Regions from separate parts of the Homo sapiens genome. Here region 1 is linked to region 2. Evidence: chromatin contacts called from ENCODE Hi-C or POLR2A ChIA-PET data. All regions are on one chromosome and are shown on one strand. Each heading gives the region's core, a stretch centred on a gene start or an enhancer-like site at or near the end of the contact. The rest is flanking DNA. Distances are from core to core; before and after follow the strand shown.

The links. Hi-C counts contacts between places; a loop is a spot of excess contacts on that map. ChIA-PET counts read pairs that join two places held with the same protein, here RNA polymerase II (POLR2A). Pooled maps may share reads with other maps.
Region 1: a loop to region 2 is called in a map of tibial artery, with 5 times the contacts of the local background. The contact joins the promoter of INSR here to the enhancer-like site in region 2. A Hi-C loop is called at or near these places in 22 of 168 maps with a recorded cell type or tissue (CD14-positive monocyte, GM12878, HCT116 and 14 more), 26 of 37 single-sample maps with no recorded cell type and 24 of 50 pooled maps. POLR2A ChIA-PET finds 5 or more read pairs at or near these places in 16 of 52 experiments (BJ, GM10248, GM12878 and 12 more).

The regions. Positions count from the first base shown.
Region 1 is chr19:7,292,625-7,295,844 of GRCh38, forward strand. INSR (insulin receptor) reads right to left here and starts at 1,790. Exons shown (of 22, transcript NM_000208.4): 1 at 1,168-1,790. The coding sequence starts at 1,267. RefSeq lists an enhancer at 232-990 and silencers at 972-1,031, 1,082-1,221, 1,362-1,641, 1,662-2,051, 2,192-2,371.
Region 2 is chr19:7,241,468-7,244,573 of GRCh38, forward strand. The region is part of intron 2 of INSR (insulin receptor); the gene reads right to left. Among named protein-coding and RNA genes, the nearest start is that of INSR, 51 kb to the right of the region's middle. Within about 2 kb of position 1,649, at least 11 of the 41 ENCODE cell types and tissues checked have a DNase peak (open chromatin) inside an H3K27ac peak, as active enhancers do; they include CD14-positive monocyte, GM12878, OCI-LY7 and 4 more, where a contact is called at or near this core.

The sequences.
Region 1 (3,220 bases), core at 540-3,039, 51 kb after region 2:
CTCATCACGACTGATTTCCTTTTATGGAGAAATCTGAAACAGTAACCCAACAGATATTTTTAAAGCAGGGCCTCAGACCCCACAGTGGGAAACCCAGGCTATATTCCTTAAATGATTGCGCCATCTTCATCTTACAACCCCAAAGGTGCCTATTGTCAAGCCCAAGGAAGATGCTGCCCACACGTGGGAGAGGGGCCCATGGGGTCAGGGGGAACGAAAGGCTCACTCAAGGTCAAAGGCTCCTTCATGAAGCGCAGGGCTGAGGGGAGAGGAGGGGTCAAGGAGACAGCAGACAAGGGACAGTAGTCCAGATTCTTGGGCAGAACGGGACACACAGAGGCTCAAGTCCTGGCTCTGGCACTGACTTTAGGGCAAGGGAGTTATGCGTCCTACATGAGCCTCAGTTTACTCCTCTGTGAAATGGGTGCATAACTGTATCTGCCTCCGGGGGCCACTGTGACAGTCCAGAGAGATAAGATAGACTAGGCTGTGGCGTGCGGTGATACCAATTACAATAAATAGGGTAAAAAACCGCCACTACTTCTGCTACAATTGCTGCTGTTGCTAAGGCTTTAGAATTTGCCTCCGGACATCTGGAAACAGAACCCAAAAGGGTAAACATGGACCTAGAGTCCGGGGTGGCCACGGGCCTAGATCCAAGGTAGTTGGGTAGAGGGGGGCTCTGCAGTCCCTGACCCCAGGCAGCGTCACCCACCGGTGAGGCACTCAGGGCGCTTGGCTCTACCTACACCATATGCGCTCGGGGGACTTGGCTGTTCGGGGCTGTCCAGACCCAGTGACCCCACTTCCCGGCCGCGACCCAAAGATGACGCGTGTCGTGTCTCCGGAGCGACTTGGGCTCGGAGGGGCCGGGGCACGGGTCGGAGGCGCGCTCCAGAGAGGAGCCCGCGGCGGGGCGGGCACCGGGGCAAGGTTCCTCGGGCTCAGGTCGGGCACGCAGGGCGCGGAGGCGCGAGCCCGGGCGGGCAAAGGCCAAGGTCAGAGGCTTCCCGCTCCCCCTACGCGATGCAGGAGCTACCGTCCTGGCCACCGCCCCCCGCCCCTGGGGAGGGTTCTCAGTCCACAAGCGGGGGCTCGATTTTGGCTTGGGTGGGGTCCTCTCCCCATCGCGGCGCTCCCCGCCCACGCCCGCGCCCCCAGACTCACCCTCTCCGGGGTACAGGTGGCCCGCGGCGCCCAGTAGCAGCGCGGCCACCGCCACCAGCAGCGGCGCGGCCGCCGCCCCCCGCCGGCCCCCGGTGGCCATGGCTGCGGGAGCGCGGGGTCTCCTCGGATCAGAGCGCGCGGCGCTGGCCCGCGGGGGTCATGCTCCGAGGCGGCCACCCAAGAGGCGCTGGGGGCCGCGCGTCCTTCTCTTCCACGCCCGCGACCCGCGGGCCGCAGCCCCCCTGCCGGGGAGGGCCCAGAGGCAGCCCCGGGAAGGGCGCGCGCGGCTTCGCCAGCTACAAATACTGAGCGGAGGCCCTTGCGGTGGTGGCCCCGACCCCCCGGCCGCTGCGGCCCGGGCCCCGTCCCAGGATCTCGGGGCCCGGAGCTCCGCGCTGCGCCCGGGACTGTCTCTCGGCTCTCGGCCCCGCGCGCTCTGGGTCGCGATCTGCGGGCTCCGGGACAGAGGGACGCGCGGACCGACGGACTAGCTGACTGGCGGGCGGGCACCTGGGCTGGCGGGTGGCGGGCGGGCGGCGGGAGAGAGGGCTGCTCGGGCCCGTAAACAACGCGGCCCGTCAGCTGGGCCCCGTGCGGGCCGCGGGAAAAGGCGGCGCGGATCTGGCCTAGGAAGGGACTCTGCGCCCGGGAGAGGCCCAGGAGAGGGAGGGAAAGCTTGCAGGGGAGGGAGGTGCCGCCCGGCCCCGCCCCGCCCCGCCCGCCTCCCCGCCTCCCTGTGCCGGGCCCCGCGCGGGAGGCCCTGGGCGCGCCGGGACCGAGGGCGCGCCCCAGATCCGCGCGCCCTACAGCCCCGAGTCTCCTCCAGTTTCAGACCCCCGGAGGCGCCCCACAGGCCCGACGCAGCGGCACAGATCCTTTCTCTACCATTTTGCTATTTTGTTCATAGTGGGCTTTGGAGGATTCCTGTTGATTTTTTAAAAAATACTGCATTAAAATGTTTATTTTGGTGACTCGAGGTGGTTTTGGTTTCTTTCTTTTTTTTTTTTTTTCACTCCCTTAAATTTTGCACCCCAGGCGAGTAGTGTCTCACTCGCCTTTCCTCAGTCCGGGCCTGGCCAGCGACACTCGTCCCAGAGCGCGTGGGCGCCCCCAGATGTCCCGCCCGCGAGTGCGCCCCGGCCCAGGGGCGAGACCCAAGCCAGGCCCCTGGGGACAGCCACGTGCCCGCGTGCCCAGTGCGCTCCCTGTGTTCAAGTTGGAGAAATGACACCTGGAAAAATGTGCAGACGCTTCTGAAAGGGCAAAGACGACGCCAAAGAAGACGCCGGAGACCTCGAATAGGGCGCAGGTGGACATCTCTGATTTTCAGCAGACCAGCCTGTATGTGTCTGAAGTCTAGCAACGACATTCACCAACAAGGCGGGACAGCGGTTCCACCTACCTTACTGCAGGAGAGGAAGGGGCTTTCAGTATAGGAAAGCCAGAACTCAATGGGAGGAGGGTTCCTCCACCCCTCACTCCTGTGTGGTCTTGGACCAGGGACTTTTCTGTCTCTGGGCCAGTTTCACTTGTGTAATGGGTTTAATAATACCTGCATGCCAGTTCTGGGGAGGTACCCGGGAAAGAAAACTTAAGAAAGCGCCCAGCACAACCCTAGACCCAAGGCATTCATTCTTCTTTCATTCAATAAACAGTTTGCTAGGAGCTGGACCCACTGTTCATGCAACAGGCCAAACCTATTCCTGCCTCTGGGCCTTTGCCCCAGCATTTCCCTTGCCCGTAACACTCCAGGATGGCTTCATCTCTGAAGTGCCATCCCTAACCATATTTTTGCAAATCCTCCCCCCAGTTCCGTTTCCTTCTCTCTCTCTCTCTCTCTGTTTTTTTTTTTTTTTTTTTTTTTTTTTTTTTTTTTTTTTTTTTAGATGGAGTTTTTCTCTGTTGCCCAGGCTGGAGTGCAATGGCCAGATCTCAGTTCACTGCAACATCACCTGCCTGGGTTCAAGTGATTCTCCTGCCTCAACCTCCCAAGTAACTTGGATTACAGGCATGCGCCAGCACACCCAGCTAATTTTCTGTATTTTTAGTAGAG
Region 2 (3,106 bases), core at 399-2,898:
AAAACTTTGCCAGGCATAGTGGCGTGCACCTATAATCCCAGCTACTTGGGAGGCTGAGGCAGGAGAATCACTTGAACCCGGGAGGCAGAGGTTGCAGTGAGCTGAGATCGTGCCAGTGCACTCCAGCCTGGGCGACAGAGCGAGACTGTCTCAAAAATAATAAAATAAAAATAAATCAGCTGGGCATGGTGGCACATGCCTGTGATCCCAGCACTTGGCAGTATCCGGAGACATTTTTGGTTGTCATGACTTGGGGTTGCTACTGGTATTGAGTGGAGGCCAGGGATGCTACTAAGCTTCCTGTAATGTACAGGGCAGTCCCCACCACGGAGAGGGGTTCAGCCCAGAATGCTAACACTGTTGAGGCTGAGAAACCCTGCCTAAACTCATTAAATTTAAAAAAAGAAGAAAACAAGCCAGGCACAGTGGCTCATGCCTGTGCACTCTGGAAGGCCGCAGTAGGAGGATCACTGGACGTCAGGAGTTCGGGACTGGCCAACATGGTGAAACCCCGTCTCTACTAAAAGTACAAAAATTAGCCAGGTATGGTGGTATGCACCTGTAATCCCAGCTGCTTAGGAGGCTGAGGCAGGAGAATTGCTTTGAACTCAGGAGGCAGAAATTGCAGTGAGCCAAGATCATGCCACTGCACTCTAGCCTGGGTGACAGAGTGAGACTCTTGTCTCAAAAAAAAAAAAAGAAGAAGGAGGAGGAGAAGGAGAAGGAAAAGGAGAAAGAGAAGGAGAAGGAGGCAAGCCAGATGTGGTGGTGTGTTCCTGTAGCCCCAGCTACTTGGGAGGCTGAAGCTTGAGGATCCCTTTAGCCCAGGAGTTTGAGGCTGTGGTGTACTATGGCTGTTTCTGAATAGCCACTGTACTGGGCAACATGGTACACATCTTTTTAAACATTCTTTCTAAAAACAGCAAATTTCATTTTATGTGTGACTTTTACTATAAATAAAAATGTTTTTAAAATAATAAAAGTTCAGCCGGGTGTGGTGGCTCATGCCTGTATTCCCAGCATTTGAAAGGCTGAGGAGGAGGGCAGATCACTTGAGGTCAGGAGTTCGAGACCAGCCTGGCCAACATGGTGAAACCCCGTCTCTACTAAAAACACAAAAATTAGCCAGGTGTGGTGTGGGCGCCTGTAATCCCAGCTACTCAGGAGGCTGAGACAAGAGAATTGCTTGAACCCGGGAGGTGGAGGTTACAGTGAGCCAAGATCGCACCACTGCTCTCCAGCCTGGGTGACACAGCGAGACTGCCTCAAAAAAAAAAAAAAAAAAAACAGCTACAACTCTGCAACTCTGGTGTAATATCATGAAACCAAAAATATTTGCATGTTGTGTACCACAGAAGCTATTTATAAATGAAAATTTTGGCCTAAAAAAAAAGAAAGAAAAGGAATCCAAATCAGAACTCCTCTAAAAAAGCAGTACCCTGTTTTCAGTGTTGGGCTACTGCTAAAGCAGAGAAAAATGAGGTTTTGGGAAGCGGGACAGATTCTTAGAGCCATGTTAGCAAAATTACCAAACCCCATCCCCCCAACACAGACACACACACCACTCTTAGTCTTGAACAATAAAGACATACAAGGAGCACAGACTCCAGATGGCAGACTAAAAAAACATTATTAGATTTCCAATGAAAACTTTTGCTGTAGTGGTTCTAACGTGACACAGCCCTACAAAAATAAAGATGAATCACGGCCCATTTCGAAGGAGAGGTCTGACTGCCTTACGTCACAGCCAGTCACACACTGTTTTGGTTTTTTTTTTTTTTTTTTTTTTTTTTTTTGAGATGCAGTCTAGCTCTACTGCCCAGGCTGGAGTGCAGTGGTGCGATCTCGGCTCACTGCAACCTCCGCTTCCTGGGTTCAAGTGATTCTCCTGCCTCAGCTTCCCGAGTAGCTGGGATTACAGGCGTGCGCCACCACACCTGGCTAATTTTTGTATTTTTAGTAGAGACGGGGTTTCACCATGTTGGCCAGGCTGGTCTCGAACCCCTGACCTCCAGTGATCTACCTGCCTCAGCCTCCCAAAGTGCTGGGATTACAGGCATGAGCCACCGCACCTGGCCTAAATTTTTTCTTAAGTTATCAAAGAATTGCTTCCCCCCAAAAGTTATGGCACCATAAAATTTGTCAATGAATACTCAGTTACCTGCTATTTCATTTTATGTGGCTAGAACACAATAAATAATCCAAACTGATGAAGACATTGCAAAATAAAACCAACCAAAAACATAGCCCAATTTCACTCATGAACACAGATGGCAAGAATTCAGAAAACGAAACAAAGCAAACCTAGCAAATCGAATTCAACGTTATGCTGAAAGAATAATTCATCACAACCAAGTAGGTTTTACCACAGGAAAGCAAGGATGATTTTATATTAGGAAATCTATTAAACATAGATGTCGGATAATACCATTGTTAAATATTTAATGTTAGTCTAGAAGCCCTGGTCAATAGAATAAGATTTAAAACCGAAACAAGAGGTATGATTTTAGACATAATTTTTTTCATGCTTCCAGAACTGAGCAGACATAATTTTTTTAAATGACCATAATTTGTAGAGGACGAAATTGCACACAATGAATAAAACAATTTAAAAACCTACCAATCAATTTCACTAAAGTATCTGGATTCAGGGTAAATATGCTATTCATAGTAGCCATAACTAACACAACAAAACTCTGTGATACAGAAATCAGGAACCATCGTCACAAAAATAATACAGGATAAAGATGAAGAAAGGACAATATAAAAGATTTGAACAAATTGGCTGGGCGCAGTGGCTCATGCCTGTCATCCCAGCACTTTGGGAGGCCGAAGTGGGCAGATGACTTGAGGCCAGGAATTCGAGACCAGCCTGGCCAACATGGTGAAACCCCGTCTCTACTAAAAATACAAAAATTAGCCGGGCATGGTGGTGTGTGCCTATAATCCCAGCTACTCAGGAGGCTGAGGCACAAGAATTGTTTGAACTTGGGAGGCAGAGGTTGCAGTGAGCCGAGATCGTGCCACTACTCTCCAGCCTGGGTGACAGGGCGAGACTCTGTCTCAAAAAGAAAAAAAAAGATTTGAGCAAATGGAAAAGGAGATC